2 separate regions of the Homo sapiens genome follow, and region 2 is linked to region 1. The links are chromatin loops, found by intact Hi-C in ENCODE. Cell type or tissue: MCF 10A. All regions are shown on one strand. Links, peaks and the distances in the headings refer to the core of each region. The heading gives the core; the rest is flanking DNA.

What was found. Hi-C counts contacts between places; a loop is a spot of excess contacts. Peaks named below come from ENCODE experiments on the same cell type or tissue, not always from the same donor. Only the 100,000 strongest peaks of a DNase experiment are listed, where the experiment ranks them.
Region 2: a loop joins it to region 1, with 20 times the contacts of the local background. A loop is called at or near these places in 4 of 110 quality-filtered maps.

The regions. Positions count from the first base shown.
Region 1 is chr4:133,142,209-133,150,523 of GRCh38, reverse strand. It overlaps PCDH10 (protocadherin 10), which reads right to left and starts at 1,230. Exons shown (of 5, transcript NM_032961.3): 1 at 1-1,230. The coding sequence starts at 383. It overlaps PCDH10-DT (PCDH10 divergent transcript), which reads left to right and starts at 1,408. Exons shown (of 9, transcript NR_125885.1): 1 at 1,408-1,495; 2 at 3,248-3,325; 3 at 4,779-4,920; 4 at 7,742-7,813. RefSeq lists a silencer at 1,177-1,316 and an enhancer at 1,427-1,486. In MCF 10A, for the core only: a CTCF peak has its summit at 3,682; a DNase peak (open chromatin) is centred at 3,673.
Region 2 is chr4:134,930,868-134,939,182 of GRCh38, reverse strand. It overlaps LOC105377438 (a long non-coding RNA gene), which reads left to right. Exons shown (of 3, transcript NR_188430.1): 3 at 6,143-6,472. It overlaps LOC105377437 (a long non-coding RNA gene), which reads right to left and starts at 4,921. Exons shown (of 4, transcript XR_939216.1): 1 at 4,528-4,921. In MCF 10A, for the core only: a CTCF peak has its summit at 3,702 (motif pointing right); no DNase peak of the experiment used is centred there.

The DNA of each region.
Region 1 (8,315 bases), core at 102-8,101:
GTCAGGTCTGGCTCCGGGAAAGAGGGGGGGTTGTCATTAATGTCCAGCACCTCGATCTCCACCTGGAACAGCTCCAGGGGGTTCTCCAGAAAGACCTCCAGGTGCAGGACACAGGAGGGGCTCTGTTTGCAGATTTGTTCGCGGTCTATTTTCTCGTTCACGTACAGCACCCCTGTCTCCAGGTTGAGGTCTAAGTAAGGGGTCCTTGAGTTGGGCACCGTCTGAAACCCGCGAGCCGAAAGTTTTGTAATGTCCAGACCCAGATCTTCAGCGATATTCCCCACGAAAGTGCCATGTTCCTGCTCCTCCTGTACCGTGTAGTGAAGCTGGGAAAAGACTCCTTCCACCATCCAGAGCAAGGCAAACAATAATAGCACAATCATCTCCAAAAGGAAAGGAAGTAGCTTCCCGCAGCCAGTCAGCCACCCAATCACCTCCCCCACCACCACGAAACAAAAAAAAATCTGAAAAAATACAAATAAAAGTGCGCTACGTGGGGGCTCCTGTGGCTTTCTGTCTTTAAAAATCTTACTCCTTTTGCTTCATTTTAGAGCTTCCCGCAATCCAGCCTCATTTTTTTTTAAATCTTAGCACAGGAAGGGTGACAGGCGTCCCCTTTCCTCATCTGTAATCTTTCCACTGACTAATTAATAAAATAACAATAATACAATAGTCAGCGTCCTTTATTCCGACAGTCTTGGCGCTGGCAAATCCCAAAGAGGAAATTTCGATATTTCAAGACTGTCCTCGGTTTGTCTTCTTGCTGATGGGAGGAGAACGAGGAGGAGGAAAAAGAGGAGGAGGAGGAGGAAGAAGAAGAAGAGGAAGAGGAGAAGGAAAAGGAGATGCTGTTGGCACCGTTAAACATGCCTCTTAATGTCAACGGCTGGCAAATGCAAAAGGGCTTAAAATCAGCGATATAATTTTGTGCCGGAAAAGCACAGAACGGCTCTGCAGCTTAAAACTTTCATTCTCTTCATTTCTCCGGATGGATGTTCTTCTTGACATTTTTTTCCTCTTTCGCTCTATTTGTATTTTTTGTCTTTCAGAGTCTTGGTTCCCTCTGTCCTCATCTCCACCGTTACTTGCCTCTCTGTAAGTGTAATGAGCAGTTTCTTTTCTGCTGTTTTCTTCCCAAGCCTCTTTCCCTCTAACCTGTCTCTTTTTCCTTCCAGTCCTTCCTTCCTCCTGCTTCAGCCTCTGAGCCTGTGGTCTGGGCTGGCAGTTTCTGAGCTCCGAGCGCTCGGCTTCTCCGTTTTTGCGCAGCGCCCTCATTCTGCCAACCAATCGCCCAGGAGCACCACCCACCGAGCTGCCGATGATTGGCCAAACTGGCCGCCAAACAGACACGTCACGCGGCAGCCGGGCGGGGCGGGACAGAACTCTCGCCCGAGCGGCCGGGGTGAGTGTGAGTGTGAGAGCGAGAACAGCCCCGCAGGTCCCGAGGCGCTGGCTGGGGACAATGCCGCGGAAAGTTCCCAGTCCCCAGCCGCAGGTAATGGGGAGGGAATAGAGAGGTTCCCCTGTTTGCATCAGCAAATGCGAAAACATAATAGCAACAGCTGCGATATCCTCTCCTAGGAGCGGGATTTCCAATGATGCTAACATTCTTTTTCCTTTAAGGTATTTTCCCTAATACGCATCATGGAAATAAATCATCGAGAAGGGAAAAAGTAGCGCAGGGCCCACTAATTGGCAAGGGTTACCTAATTAAGGGACCCTAGCAGAGACTGGCAGGGCATTTTAAAAGTGAGTATTATATGGCATGTGTCAATCTAAAGGTGAGGGGGTCTGACGGGGCCGTGAGGAAAGGCGCGAAGCATACGGAGTAGGGGGTGGAGGTGACTCCTAAAAAGCGGAGGAATTCACGCTAAAGGATGTGGGGATGACAGCGCTTACAGACGGGCAGACGCGTTCGACGTGCTTCTTTCCTCCCAAAATACATATTCACAAAATACTTACCAAGTAGATTAACTCACTCGAGGACCTAGCTTCGAGCCGTGAGCGCGTTCATCAGTGACTGAGGAGTTGATTTGAGCCGCTTCCTACAAGCCCGCCATCCTAACGCCGGGCTCTGGGGCATCCGGCACACAGCACCGCCAAGCGCTGCAAAGCGCCTCTGATATCCCTGCGCCTTGTGCGGCCAAGTGCCACGCAGCGGCTGGGAACACCGGCTATTTTCTATTTTTTTTTTGGCAATTGGAGATCGATCCCTTTACCCACCATGCTAGATTAGACCACTGATTTCTGCCAATCCTGGGGTCAGCCCGCGGGATGAGGACAGTGGGGCGGCGGCGAACGCGGGCGGGGTGGTGGGCAGGGCCCGTGCACACGAGGGGCCCGAGTGTGCACCGCTGCGGGTATCTGCGAACACGTTTGCACATGCACGGTACTTGCATCCATCCTCCCTGGCCCAGGGCTTAGCTCTGTGTAAGCCCCAACGGAGCCTCCCCGAGTTCCGAAGGACGCGCTTGACCAGCTGTGAGTGCCCCTTCCGGAGGCGCAGGGGCAACGCGGCACATCCACATAGCTAGTTCTTGTGAAGTTAAAACACAGCGCGAACTCTTTAATGCTGGAGAGTGGATAGAATGCCAGTTCTCTAAGGAAAGATCTATAAATATATATTTTTAATTAATGGGCCACTAGCAAGGAATTGGTTGTTTATTCACGAAAGAAGCCCCTATTCAATCTCCTTTTTATGCAAAGAGATAGGAAGGTCCTTTGCTGCTTTCTGGTAATGAATGACCCAAGAATACACCACCACAACCTGCGGGAAAAGTAGAGTCGTTTTCCGACCTGGAGATACGTTGCCATTTCCTCCTGGCAAGGAGTTAAGGAGGGCTAGTGTCCATGGGCGTGATAGTAGCCTGAGACGTGCTTCTGAGAGTCCCGCGAATGCACGTCTACTGCCCTGATTTCCGCGCCCCAACTCCCCGCAACGCCGGGTCCCCCCGGCCCCCGCACTTGGCTCTTTCATGAAGATGGGTCCTGCCTTTGAGCGCTTAGAAGGAAAGGATTCCAGCAAAAATGGCTAATCCTTTTCCAGCTGCAGTAAATTGAAGACTGGCCAAAGCCAAGCGAAAACCGCTGCAGTTAAAATGATTTTAGCATCACGTCTGCGGCTGAGAATGGAGCGGCAGTGTATAAAGGGACCTGTGGATCAATGAAAAGGAGATTATAGTGTATCTGAATATTAATACGGTATTGCATCTGTACTTCCACCCCTCCCCCCTTTCTTTTTCTTCAGATCTGCAGAATTGAAATGAAATGTTTTGAGCTCTTCAAGCTGACTCGTCAGAATCCTGGAGCCTTTTAAAAAATGACGGTAATTTTCTAATGCGTTCATTTGTACGTATGGAAACACTTGTGTGTGTGCGCGCGAGTGCGCGCGTGTTTGCATGTGGGAGACATGCAGCTGAATGACAATGCAGATCCAGAAACTGGGGAAGAGGGTTTCTACCCCTGAAATGTAGATGAAGTTTGAGCTGACTTGGGGCATATGCTGAAAGCCAGAGAGCTTCCAGAGGTGGAGATGAGATGGCCAGATTTGCCTGTAAATAATCACTACATCCACTGTAACACTTGAGCTGCTTTTATTTTTTTTTATTTTTTATTTTTATTTTTGGTAGCAGATGTGTTTGAATGGAACTCTCTCCGCAAACGTGGGTTACAGGCGTCTCCTAGCGGCGAAATCAGCATAGGGCAGGCCAGAGAATTTTGCTTTGGAGAGCTCGCCTTTTGGGGGCTCTACAAGATTTCTTGGGTCATAGGGGTCTGTGTCCGCACCAGCGTCGCTGAGCCCAGGCCCCCTAGAGGTCTCGCCTCTCCGACTTCTAGTCTTTGTGGCGCCAGCCAGGGACCGGCGGAGTGACGGTAGGGTCTTCTTCCCGGCCGAACAGAACAGAGCCTGGTCCTCCGCCTCCCGCTAGATAGCTCCAGCCAAGGGCAATTCCAAGAGCATTTTGTTTGGAGCCAAGATCAGATAGTGGCATTAATAGCCTTCTATGCCCCTTTACCCTAGAGCCTTTAAAACAACCATGCCCCGTCACCCACAAAACAAAACAACACTTTAAATTTGCCTTTTAAAATGCCTCTAAAATGTAACAGGTTTACTTTTTCCCTTGCTGTGTCAATCAAACAGATCCCTGCCTTTCGTTTTTCTTTTTCATTCTTACTCCCGTGGACCCCAGAATTTAGTGAGATGAGGTTTGTATATACGGCAGCCTCAGTAATGAGGCTGACTACCTCTTTGAAGTGTAGAGCATCATGTATATTCTGTGTTCCTCAATCCCCCCGTTACTGGAGCGGAAAAGGAGAAGGAAATATTTTGTACGTAATCCCTTCTTCACCCTCCCCCGTCCACCCCCTAGGAGCGCAAACTGTTTGAGCCAGGACAAACTGCACCCTAAGAAACAGAGGAATAGTTTTATTATTTGGAGGGAGGTTATCAAAATCAGTTTTCATAAAAGTCCTGGTTTATATATTAGAGTGATAGTGCACATTTTTTATTTCATTGGGCTTTAAGTGCAGCAGAAACAGGGGGGCGCTAAGGATCCCACAAGTGTGTTTTACAAACTTTGAAACTGGGTTAAGGGATTGCTTTCTTCTCTGCCCTTTGCTGCAAAGGGTGGGGCAGAAACAAGTTTGTTAACCAGCCTTTGGATAAATGAGTGTTTGCAGTGATTTAACATGACTTGAAAGCAATTTGTTTCTAAATCCTCTTATTATTGCTATGTGCCCAGAGCTTTGAGGGAAGTTTTTTTTTTTTTTTTTTTTAGAATTGGAAGGAAAAATTACTTTATCAATAACCAGGCTCCACCAGGATTGACCTAGATGGTTGTTCCTGGCACTTGTCATTCTCAGCAAGCACAGCTCAGAGAACAAATACAAAAGACCCAAAGTGCATTGCATCTTTTATGGGTAAGCATGAAATAGGTTTATTTGTGGTAGTGTAATCTAACTTAAGAGGTGGGAAGACAAGGCTTTGGAACCAATGCCACAAACATTGTGTTAGTTTTTGTTCATCTATAGTAAAAAGTGAATGCTGACTGGAATTTCTGGGAAAGATTTATAGCATATGCAATTTTAAGTATTCAGGTAACTCTTTAGTTACTGTGTTTTAATCCTTCAAGCCCATCAGAGAACAAACCAATCCTTGTTCTTGGGATTGAAAATACTAGATATCCCATCAAGCACCATTATCTTGATATTGAAAGTAGAAATGTGCTTCTCCATTTTGTTTAACCTAGTTAATATTGGGGTGGCTTCACATTTCAGTGCCTTTTCAGTTATCAAGCAGGGACAACATTTTGTTAAACTCTAAACAGTGAATTAAAAGCACTGAATGAGCTGAAGCAGCCCTCTAATGCAAAATGACAAATTGCACTTAAGCAATACATGAACAAAAAATGATTTATGGATTTTTACAATGGTCTGAGCAAATGAAAGCAACATGAATTATACATCCTAATGCTCACAATATCATTTTCTAATAATACTGTTTCAGTTCAGATACTATACTCTGCTCCTTTCTGTAAGAGAAATTGATCAATAAGAGGTCCAGGAATGTTTTTAAATTGGGCACTGGTTTGTGATACTGATTCCAAAGTGTGTGTGTGTGTGTGTGTGTGTGTGTATACATATGCATATATATATGTGTGTGTGTGCATATATTTTCTTTTGGTTTTGGGGAGGTGGGTTGATGACAGACATTGAACATGCATTCTTGTCAGATTCTTCACGTATTGTGTCTTTTGGTAGTAAATAGTCCTTTGAAAACTTTTGTTTGTTCCATACTATCTTTCAGAATGCAGATAAATGGATTTCAATCAAAATGACAGTCTTTATTGCCTTATGACTTCTTTTTCTAAAAATTAAAATGTATTACCTCATCTTACCCTTTTCTTCCGTTGCTTTGGATATTAAAATATCTTATTTCTCCAAAATGTCTCTTAACCTCTTCATATTTGTTTTATCCTCTCTTTTTCAGATCATTGTTTTATTCTTTAGAGCATTAGAAACATACCTGGGCTAGTAAAAAGGTCATGGCACCTTAGTTTTGTAGCCTTAGTAGACAAAATACACACTATGGGTTGTCTTAAATTACAGAAAAAAAAATCAGTCAAATAAAATTTTATGTGCTGTTTGTGTTTTGAGTCTGAAAAATACAAAAATCTAGTTTCCTTTGTGTTATGATGATTGACTACTCCTAGCATTTTTATTTAACCGTTTGTGGTTTGTATAAGTGGTTATTTTTTGGGAGGTATGTAGAATTTTAAGCGAGGGTGGTGTCTGTGCTGTGTTGCATCCTCAACCACAGGAAACTGCTTAATCACCCAGAGGCCTCTAAAGTCACATTATTAGGCTTAATCTTAATTATCCAGGTTTATTTAAAAAAAGAGAAAACAACATTGAATCCCCGTTTCTGCTTTTGACAGCATTAATAACTACTTTTACTGAAAGATTACTGAAATCAATGATGTGATTAGGATTGTAAATAAGAACTAAAAGACATCACATTTAAAAAGCCAGCTGCTTTGCTTAACAGGGAGATGTGTGGGTTTTACTGACATGGCCCAGAGACAGAAAATGAAGCTTCAAATATAGAGGTCTATACAGAACAATTTCAAAAATTAATTGCAAGTCCTGATCAAGTTCATATGAGTAAGAGAGAAGTTGTCTAGAAAGAGCTCTTTTTTTTCCTTACCCAATGTTTTTACTTTTTATTTGATAGTGATACAAAACCTGCATAGTTTTAGTGTTTGCCTGGGAAGTGTAAACTATTTTCTTAAAAGGAAACCCCTTGATTTTTAAAATACAGAATAAGATTATTCTGTATAATAAGAATAAGAACCCAAATTGTGATTAGGGTTGCAAGTCATAGAGCTATATTCTTATTCTTATAATAAGATAAGAACCCAAATCGTGATTAGGGTTGCAAGTCATAGAGCTATATTCTGAAGAGTTTTAAAACATTATTGGGGACAGACATTATCAGAATAATATAAAACACAGCTTGAGAATTACATTAATAATTAGAATTACATTAGAATTAAAATAGTAAATCAGAACAAACAGTAAAACAGATACTTCAATTTAAAAAAAAAGTATTTCTCTCAGTTTCACTGCCTGCTTAGTATAACTCTTTGTATAAGAAACATGATTTCCATGATATCTTATTTAAACGGGCTTGGCAAATGCTGTACTTTATCCTCTATTTTATTGCAATTTCATCTATTCTTTTTAGGTGAAAGTTACTAATGGTTTTTAAACAGCTTAATATTTACCTAGAATTGTTATGTAAATTATATTTGGTATTCTCCATCTATATAGGTTTTATTATCCTAACATTATAATTAATGTTATAAGGATGTTCAGAGTTTAAGTAACTCACTACATTATTACAGAATTCAAATCCAGATCTTTTGCTGCCCATATACAGGCTCATTTTATTACCCCATGGGCTTTCTTCAGTCTAACTGAATTGAATTTACTTAGGAGGTAAAACAAACAAAAATCTCAAATTAACTTAGAAATGGAGTTAATCCAGATTTTTGACTGACAGAAATGCTGATTTTATCCTAGTCAAATTGGCTAGTACTTTACTGAGTTGAGTGATGGAGGAATTCATAAATATGTTTGAGGGTTTTCTTCTTTAGGGATTTTTATCAGTGAAACAAAGCTTGAATATGTTTTCTTACAAGAAAGCAATATTATAAGCAGTCATCTTTTTCTCATGCAGAAGTGCCCAATGTGGAAATCATAGATTTCAAGGAAGGAACAAGAAAATTGATGAAACAAGTTCAAAAGAAAGGTACCTGTGCCTCATCATTCCTAAAGAACACTGATCAATGATCCCAGAAGTATGCCATGTTCTCTTAATTCATCAGAGACTGAAAGCAAAGGAAAATCAAGAAATGTACACAGTTTACACGGTGCAAATATTGGTGTTTATTTTGTAAACATTTCTGAAGCAGTCTTTAAAAAGGGAAATGTGTTTTTGTTAAATGAATTTCAAGTATCACTTCATGCTAATTTCGTCCTCAATGTTGCTTAAAAATGGTTTTAATTATAAAGTTTTGAAAATTAAAAAATTAAATTTATTCATGCCAGAAGAAAAATGGACAGGAACTTAAAAATACCTTTAAATTTTGAAAGACATAATCAAATGAAGATGATTGTGGCATCGTATTTACTACTATAAGTAAAATTTATATGAATATTTTGGTATAAGAACTGACAGAAGAAAAACATGTTTATTTTAGAAGTGAACTCAGTAATTCAGAAGATACATAATGGGCTCTATAGGGTAGGTT
Region 2 (8,315 bases), core at 50-8,049, 1.8 Mb before region 1:
CTTACATGGGTGTTTGAGGTTTGTGGTGCCCCCAAACAATTATTACAGTGACATAAAGCATCAGTGATCCAAGATTACCATAACAGATATAAAATCGTGAAAAAAGTTTGAAATATTGTGAGAATTACCGAAGTGTGACAGAGAGACACGAAGTGATACTATACTATTGGAAATGTAGCACTAATACACTAGCTTGATGCAATGTTACCGCAAACCTTCTTAAAAATCTAAAATCTGTAAAGCATAATTAAGTAAAGTGCAATGAAACAAGATATGTCTATGTCATATTTTTTAATTAATTCATTCATTCATTGATGGACACAGGTTGATTCTGTATCTTGGCTATTGTGAATAATGCTTCAATCAACATATGGGGGCAGATATGCTTTTGACATACTGACTTGCTTTCCTTTAGGTATACACTGAGTAATGGGATTGCTGGGTTACATGGTAATTCTATTTTTAAGTTTAGAGGAACCTCCGTAACTGTTTTCCATAATGAGTATACTAATTTACATTTCCACCAACAGTGTGCAAGCATTTCCTTTACTTTACATCCACGCTATCATTGTAATCTTTTGTCTTTGTTGTAATAGCCATCCTCACAGAAGTGAGGTAATATGTCATCACAGTATAATTTGCATTTCCCTAATAATTAGTGATGTTAAGGATTTTTTTTCATATATCTGTTGTTCATTTGTATATTTTCTTTGGAGAGATGTCTATTTAAGTCCTCTGCCCATTTTTTAGTTGGGTTATTTGTATTCTTGCCATTGAATAGTTTGAATTCTTTATAAATTTTAGGTATTATCCCATTATCAGATGCATAGCTCGCAAATATTTTCTTCCTCAAGAAAATGTTTTCAAACCTCAAGAGTGTTTCCTCACTCTTGATATTTTCTGTTGCTGTGCAGAACATTTTTAGTTTGATGTAATCCCATTTGTCTATAGTTGTTTTTGTTGCCTGCAATTTGAAGTTATATCCAAAAAAAAGTTGTCAAGACCAATTTCATGAAGCTTTTCCTCTGTGTTTTATTCTAGTAATTTCATAGTTTCGAGTCTTACATTTAAGTCTTCAATGCATTTTGAGTTAATTTTTGTATTTTTTCGTGAAATAAGGGCCTAATTTCACTCTTCTGCATGCAGGCATCCCGTTTCCCACCACCATTTGTTGAAAAGACTGTCCTGTCCCCATTGTGTGTGCTTAGCACTTTGATAAAAAATCAGATGGCTATTAAGGTGTGGATTTTCTGGGCTCTCTATTCTGTTTCATTGGTCTATGTGTCTTGTTTTATGCTAGTATTACACTTTTTTGTTTGCTATATTGTAGTATATTTTGAAGTCAGGTAATGCAACGCCTTCAGCTTTGTTCTCCTTGTTCAACATTGCTTTAGCTATTCAGAGACTTTTGTGGTTCTAAACAAATTTTAGGATTATTTTTTCTATTTCTGTAAAGAATGACAGTAATATTTTGACAGGGATAGCATTGAACCTGTGTATCACTTTAGGTGGTATGGACATTTTAACAAGTTTAATTCTTCCAAACCATATATATGGGATATCTTTACATTTATTTGTGTCTTGTTTAGTTTCTTTAACCACTGTTCTATAGTTTTCAGTGTAGAGATTTTTCACCTCCTCGTTTAAATTTATTTCTAATTATTATATCTTTTTTTAGCCATAGTAAATGAAACTGTTTTCTTGATTGCTTTTTCATATTGCTCACCATTAGTGTATGAAATGCTACTGATTTTTTGTATTGATTTTGTATTCTGTAAGTTTACTGATTTCATTTATTAGTTTTAACAGTTTTTTGGTGGAGTCTTTAGGATTTTTATATCTAAGATTTTGTTATCTACAAACAGGGACAGTTTACCTTTTTTTCGCAATTTGGATGTCTTTTCTTTCTTCCTCTTGCCTAATTGCTATAGCTAGAACTTCCAGTACTGGGTTAAATAGAAGTGGCTAGCTTGGCCATTGTTGTCTTGTTCTCAATCTTAGATGGAAAGCTTTCAATTTTTCTCCATTGAGTATGGTGTTAGCTGTGGGTTTGTCATATACAGTCCTTATTATATTGAGATGCATCTCTTCTGTAATTAATTTGCTAAGAGGTTTTTTTAATTATGAAAGGATGTGACATTTTGTATAATGCTGTTTCTACACCTATTGAAATAATCATATGGTGTTTCTTCTTTATTATGTTAATGTGATGTATGAGATTAGTTGACTTGCGTATGGAGTCATCCTTGCATCCTTGGAATGAATCCCACCTTATCATGGTAAATGATCTTTTAAATATTCCATAATATTTGGTCGGAAAATATTTTGTTGAAGATTTTTGCACTTAAGTTCACCAGGGATATTGGCCTATAGTTTTCTTCTTTTGTAGTGTCCATGTCTGAGTTTGGTGTCAGGATAATACTGGCCTTGTAAAATAAATGTGGAAATATTCCCTCCTCTCTAATTTTTTGGAAAAGTTTGAGAAGAATTAGTATTAGTTCTTCTTTAAATGTCTGGTAGAATTCAAAAGTGAAGTTATCATGTCCTGAGAATTTCTCTGATGAGAGACTTTTTATTACTAATTATAATCTCCTTATTCATTATTGGTCTGTTCAGATTTTCTATTTCTGCATAATTCAATGTTGGTAGATTATATACGTCAAAAAATTTATCCATTTCTTCTAGGTTATCCAATTTGTTGGCATATATTTATTCATAATAGTTTCTTGTAATCCTTTGTATTTCTGTGGTATCAGTTGGAGTGTCACCCTTTTAATTTCTGATTTTATTTGAGTCTTTATTTTGAGTTTATTTAGATGAGGGGCTTATCTTGGGCCTGTTTCATAAGTGCACTTATTCCATTCATGTGGGCTCCCTTTCTATGACCTAATCACCCCCGCGCCCCAAAGCCTTCATGTCCTAAAACTATCACCATGGGAGTTAGGATTTTAACATATGAATGCAGGGCTCGGGGGTAGGGGGAGACACACATTCACACCATAGCAATGCCCAGGTCTTAATCCCCAGACCCTGTGAATATGTTCAGGTCCTGGCATGATGAGCTTAAGTTGCTAGTCACCTGATTGTTTTTAAAAAAAGGCATTAACCTGAATTATCAGAATAGAAGCAATGTAATCACAAGGGTCCTTAAAATGGTAGTAGTATGTGGAGGAGAGAATAAGAAGGAGACATATGAGAGAAAAATACAGAGAAATGCAAATTTGGTGGTTTTAAACATGGAGGAAATAGTCCATGACCTAAGGAATGTGGACATTCTCCAGAAGCTAAAAAGGCAGAGAAACATTCTCCCTAAGAGCTACCAGAAAGAAGTAAAAACCCTTCTGAGACCTTGATTCTATCCCAGAATGACACATGTCAGACAACCGACCTGCTGAACTGTAAAATAATGAATTTGCATTCTTTTAGGCCACTAAAAGTGTTGTGATTTCTTGCAGTAGCAATGGGAAAGTAATATAAATTAATCTAATTGTTCATTCTGTTTGCTTTTAAAATGAAACAAATATTCACAGGGCACCTTGAGCTAAGTTCTTGAGGTGATATCACTATTTACATATTTGCATAGGATAGCATTTATCTAAGATATAGTAAGGGATATTCCAAATAAATTGTTGTTACAATAGAAATGGGTATCCAGGTTGGGCCAGAAGGGGGTGCTCATGTATAGAGCAACACTGCCACTGCCTCATCCATCATCAGACTGAGAGTAGGGCGCAATTTATTGGATTATCAATCCTGTGAATACATGCACATTCGATGAAAAATCCAGAACCTATGACTGAAACTGTGACAATCAGAAGACTCAATATTTTGTATTTATTCTGGGCTATTTATTCCATATATGAATAAGTAATTTTTGAAGAAAAACAACTTCAAGTAAACATTCATTTCTTGCTCTGAAAATATGAACAATATAGTTCATAGTATTTAACATAGTGTCTACATTTCTATTATACAAAGTTTTGAGGTAGAAGACAAAAATGTATTTCTTTGCTACAAAGTTTGGGTAGAATTATCGATATTTACGGTGTGATTATACATCATAGAAATATTTTATTATCGTTACCAGAATTGGTTGTCAAATAAGTTGGCCACCTTGGTGATGTCCTCTTTATTTTATGATCATGTAGTCATGACTTAAAACATTTTGAACTTTTGTGTTGGACTTGCTTTAAACAATAATTGATGAATATTCCCAGAATATTAGGCTTACTGATTTTTATTTATATCTGCGGCTCTATCTTGCTGCTATCTTCAGTTTTATATTTACTCATTATGGTAGTGGCTTGGCTTTAATATCACGTTGTTGATGGAACTTTTATTTCAAAAATTAAATATACGTACATTAAAATCTTGCCCTGATTGAGGATGTTTAAATCATCAATAAATAGTGGTTGCATGAAGCAATACAAACAGAAAATTTTCATTCACACACCCATATACACACCCAAAGGTGAAGAATTCTGCTATACATGGAATAAATGCCATTCTTCCCTGCCAGAAGCTTACCTTCATGCCTGCCACTGTCTCCGTATACTATACGTGTGAGGCTGCGTAAACCACATCAAAGGCCTAAATCTAAAGCAGCCCCAGGGTGAAGTAAATGAATGGGTTTGTTTGTCTCTTGTTTTTGTCACTGATTTAACATTGTTCGGTGATTCCCGTAAAATAAGAAATATCTTTGTTTCTTATAACCGATTCTCTGAGTTACACCCATGTTTTAGTAATCCATTATTGATTTCTCTCCCATTTTAGTTTGTCCATCTTGTCCCATAGTCAATCATTCTATTTGTCTGGGGCAAAGTTGTTGCCTTTTTAAAACGTGGTCCTCCTACTTAATGAAGCCTTGTCCTTTCGTTGTCACCCATTCATATAGGTTTACGTAACCCACAGCTACAAGACGCTTTCAATACTTTATCATCATTCTGGAAAATTCCTGGTAGCCTAGGAACCTGGAACCTAGTAACCTTTGATGTTGATTGCATGCTGCTCTAGCCTACCTTGTATTCTCTGTTGCTAAGATCTTCCCTTCCAAAAAGAACAGATTTATTGAATAGATCCATCCAAGTTTCAGATTGGCTTCTCTCTAAATTGAATCCCAAAGTTACTATTTATTAGATAATTCAGCATTTATTGGTTGTGTTTATACTTCTTAAACAACAAAGCATGCACAAATATTATCTGTAGCTATTTAAAATAGATGATATGGAGGCTAAGTAGAAATGGGCTATTTATAGATAACAGAGCTATTTGCAAAGAATTGTATCAGCTTCTTGAAAATCATCAGGGCGTTGTCTAATATTTAGATAAGCAGAAAAACAAGTGAATGCTCAATCAAATCTAGTTTTGTTATGTGTCAGGCACCGGGAATCTTTTTTAATGAATTAATAATTCTTAGAATATCTCCTACATCCATACTAATAGGCTGCATTTTTTCATTTGTCCTGCTTATCACAAGTGTGGCTAACTTCATATTTGTTTCAATGATGGAATTCTTTCAGAGTGTTTTGGCCTTTTAGTCAATTTGGTATGCTTTTTACTGTTTTGCCACAGTTAGAAAGGATTGATCAGTTACTATATAAGTCTCCTACATACTAGAAGGCTACTTTATATATCTGGGTCAAGACACTTCATAAATAGCTGAACACATGTTTTATTGGTTTAATATTGCAGGTGGTTATATCACTTTCATAGAAGAGCTTTTACTTTCTTTAATTTCAATGCAGAATCTGGCAAGTGAACTGATAATCAATCACATTTGTTCTGTGCTTTTTAAAAGCTTAAATGCTTCACTGTGAAAAGCTGCTACTGAGAAGACAGTGGGGTTTCAGAAGGATTTTTATTAGACAGGCCCTATGCTAGCTTAAAAATGATTTAATTTTCAATGTGCATATAGCACAGATATTACCATTGCAGAAGAACTTATGGGGTATAAAATATCAATTTACATTTTTTCAAGATCCAATCATTTTAAATAGATGTTGTGTCTGTGGGCAATTTCACATGGGAGATAGGAAATGGAATGATAAAACAACAAGCAGGTGCAGCAAGTGAATTCATCTTTACTGGATATCTGAAATCATGAAATTCAAGTAGCATTTACTGTTCTCTTTTATTTCTACAGCTGCAAGTTGTAATGGAAAGCGCACCTCTCTGGAACTCGGGAGTCTTGGATCCTACACATGGTTCTATGCATAAATAGAAATGAAATTAGCTTCCTGGATACTAAGCTAGTATTAATCAGGTGATTCTAATTAAAATCACTCTGCTAGCTAAACACTATTCAGCAAGATTTTGGTTACCCCAAGAACATTCTGAGACAATTGTATCTATAATTGATAAGACTTGACAATAATCTTTCTTCCTGAAGTGTGTTGTTAACTTTTTGGTTGACTCTTAGCAAAGTACATAGCATATAGTAGGCATTCAATAAATGTTCATTCATTTTTTGCATATTTTCAAATGTTATTTTTTGCCATCCATGTTTGTTTTAAGGGGTGGGCAGTTAATCTACGTTGCCATTCATGAATTTCTTCTCAAATATCTCCTGCCTCTTTTATTTCTCCATGGAGTGAAGGATGAGAGGTATGATGTGTAGGGGGTGTTTCTTAGCTGTGTTTCAACAAGCTCATTATTATGATACTGAGACATAATTAAGATTGATAATATTTACTTAATGTTAATTTTCCTATAAGAATTGCAAGTGAAACATTATCTTATTTTAAGCCTCAAAATAGCTTTGGGATATAGATACTATTATTACTATAAATGAGGAACTGAACTGAGAGGGTCTAAGTGGTTTCATCAAGTTCACACAGTCAGTAATTGGTGGAACCTAGATTCAAATGATTGTTTTTGTCCATCTCCAATGTATTTTAATGCAAGCACTTCAGTAATGAATTATAAATTAGAACTGGCAAGACTCATTTTCACTCTCAAGATTTTTATAAACCCAATAGAATTACTCCTCAATAAAAATGTGTTAATCTTTGAAAGAAGATTTATTTTGATAAAAAGCCAAAATATCAGTTAATTGTATCTATTAAATATATAAGCTATTTTATGAACTTGCTAATTGAATCTAAGTTCGCATTTATGTCTCTACTTAACATCTGGAAAAGATACCTGTCTCTCTTAGGCATATAAAGAAATTTGAAATACTGAAATTATCTGCTTATAGAAACACTGAATCATTTACTGACAACTTCCCACATTAGCAATGTAAGATTTAAAACACCTGAAAAAGTTGTTAAAAAAAATGATCTCTGAAGATTTAGATATATGTTCGATGAGTCATATGTCAGAAATGAGTTGATTATTCATTTATTGACTCTCTTCCTACTGAGATATATGCAGATACACAAAACAGACTGTTAAAAACAGGCAAGCAGACAAACACATAGAAAACCAAATCATTAAAGTTATGATCCATTAATTACACTTCACATCAAACAGATATATTATTTTCAGAATGCTTAGGACTGAGTGTTCTTGAAGAATAAAACGTTTCAGACTAAAGAATTGAAAGCAACAGAGCTAGATGACATAAGGCTAAACTGTGGGGAATTTTTAAATGTTACAGGAGAAGTTATTTAGAAGCAGAACTGGGCACAAGCAACACTAACTACATAGTTCTCAACACTGCCTGTGTGTTGCAGTCACTTTGGGAGCCTTTAAAAATAGGGATGCTAAGACTCTACCCTTAAAAATGTCAATTTTCTTGGCTTGGTTCCAGATCATTTAAAATTGTTACCATCTAGTTGATTCAAATGTTCAGCCAAAGTCAAAAACGATTTCATTTATATATGGCTTCATTAAAAACAATCCCCAAATTTATTGACCTAAGAATAATTTATTCCTTTTCAAATAAGTTCACCTCATAGCTGTTCTGCTCTACTTGGTATTGGCTGAAGTCACCCACTTGGTTGAATTCAGCAGGCAGAATAGGCTGAGCTGGAGGGTCCAAGAAGGCTTCACGCTCATAGCTGGGTCTCGAGGGCTTTGTACCTGGCCTTTCTCTCTCTGTGAGATGCCTCGTTACTTATGAACTCTGACCATGTGATGGCTGTAGTATGTAGTATGTAGTATTGTACTATGATGGCTGCATCTCCTGAAGAGGAAGGAAGTAGAAACTGCTGGTTTTATTTAAAAACTGGCCTTGGAAGTATCATAATGTCACTTATGTAAGTATCAAGGGCACCCCATATTCAAAGGAAAGGAAACTTGACTATATGTCTTCATGTGAGAATTGGCAAAACTCTTGTGGCCTTCTTTACTCCACTGGAACCACTCCTGTA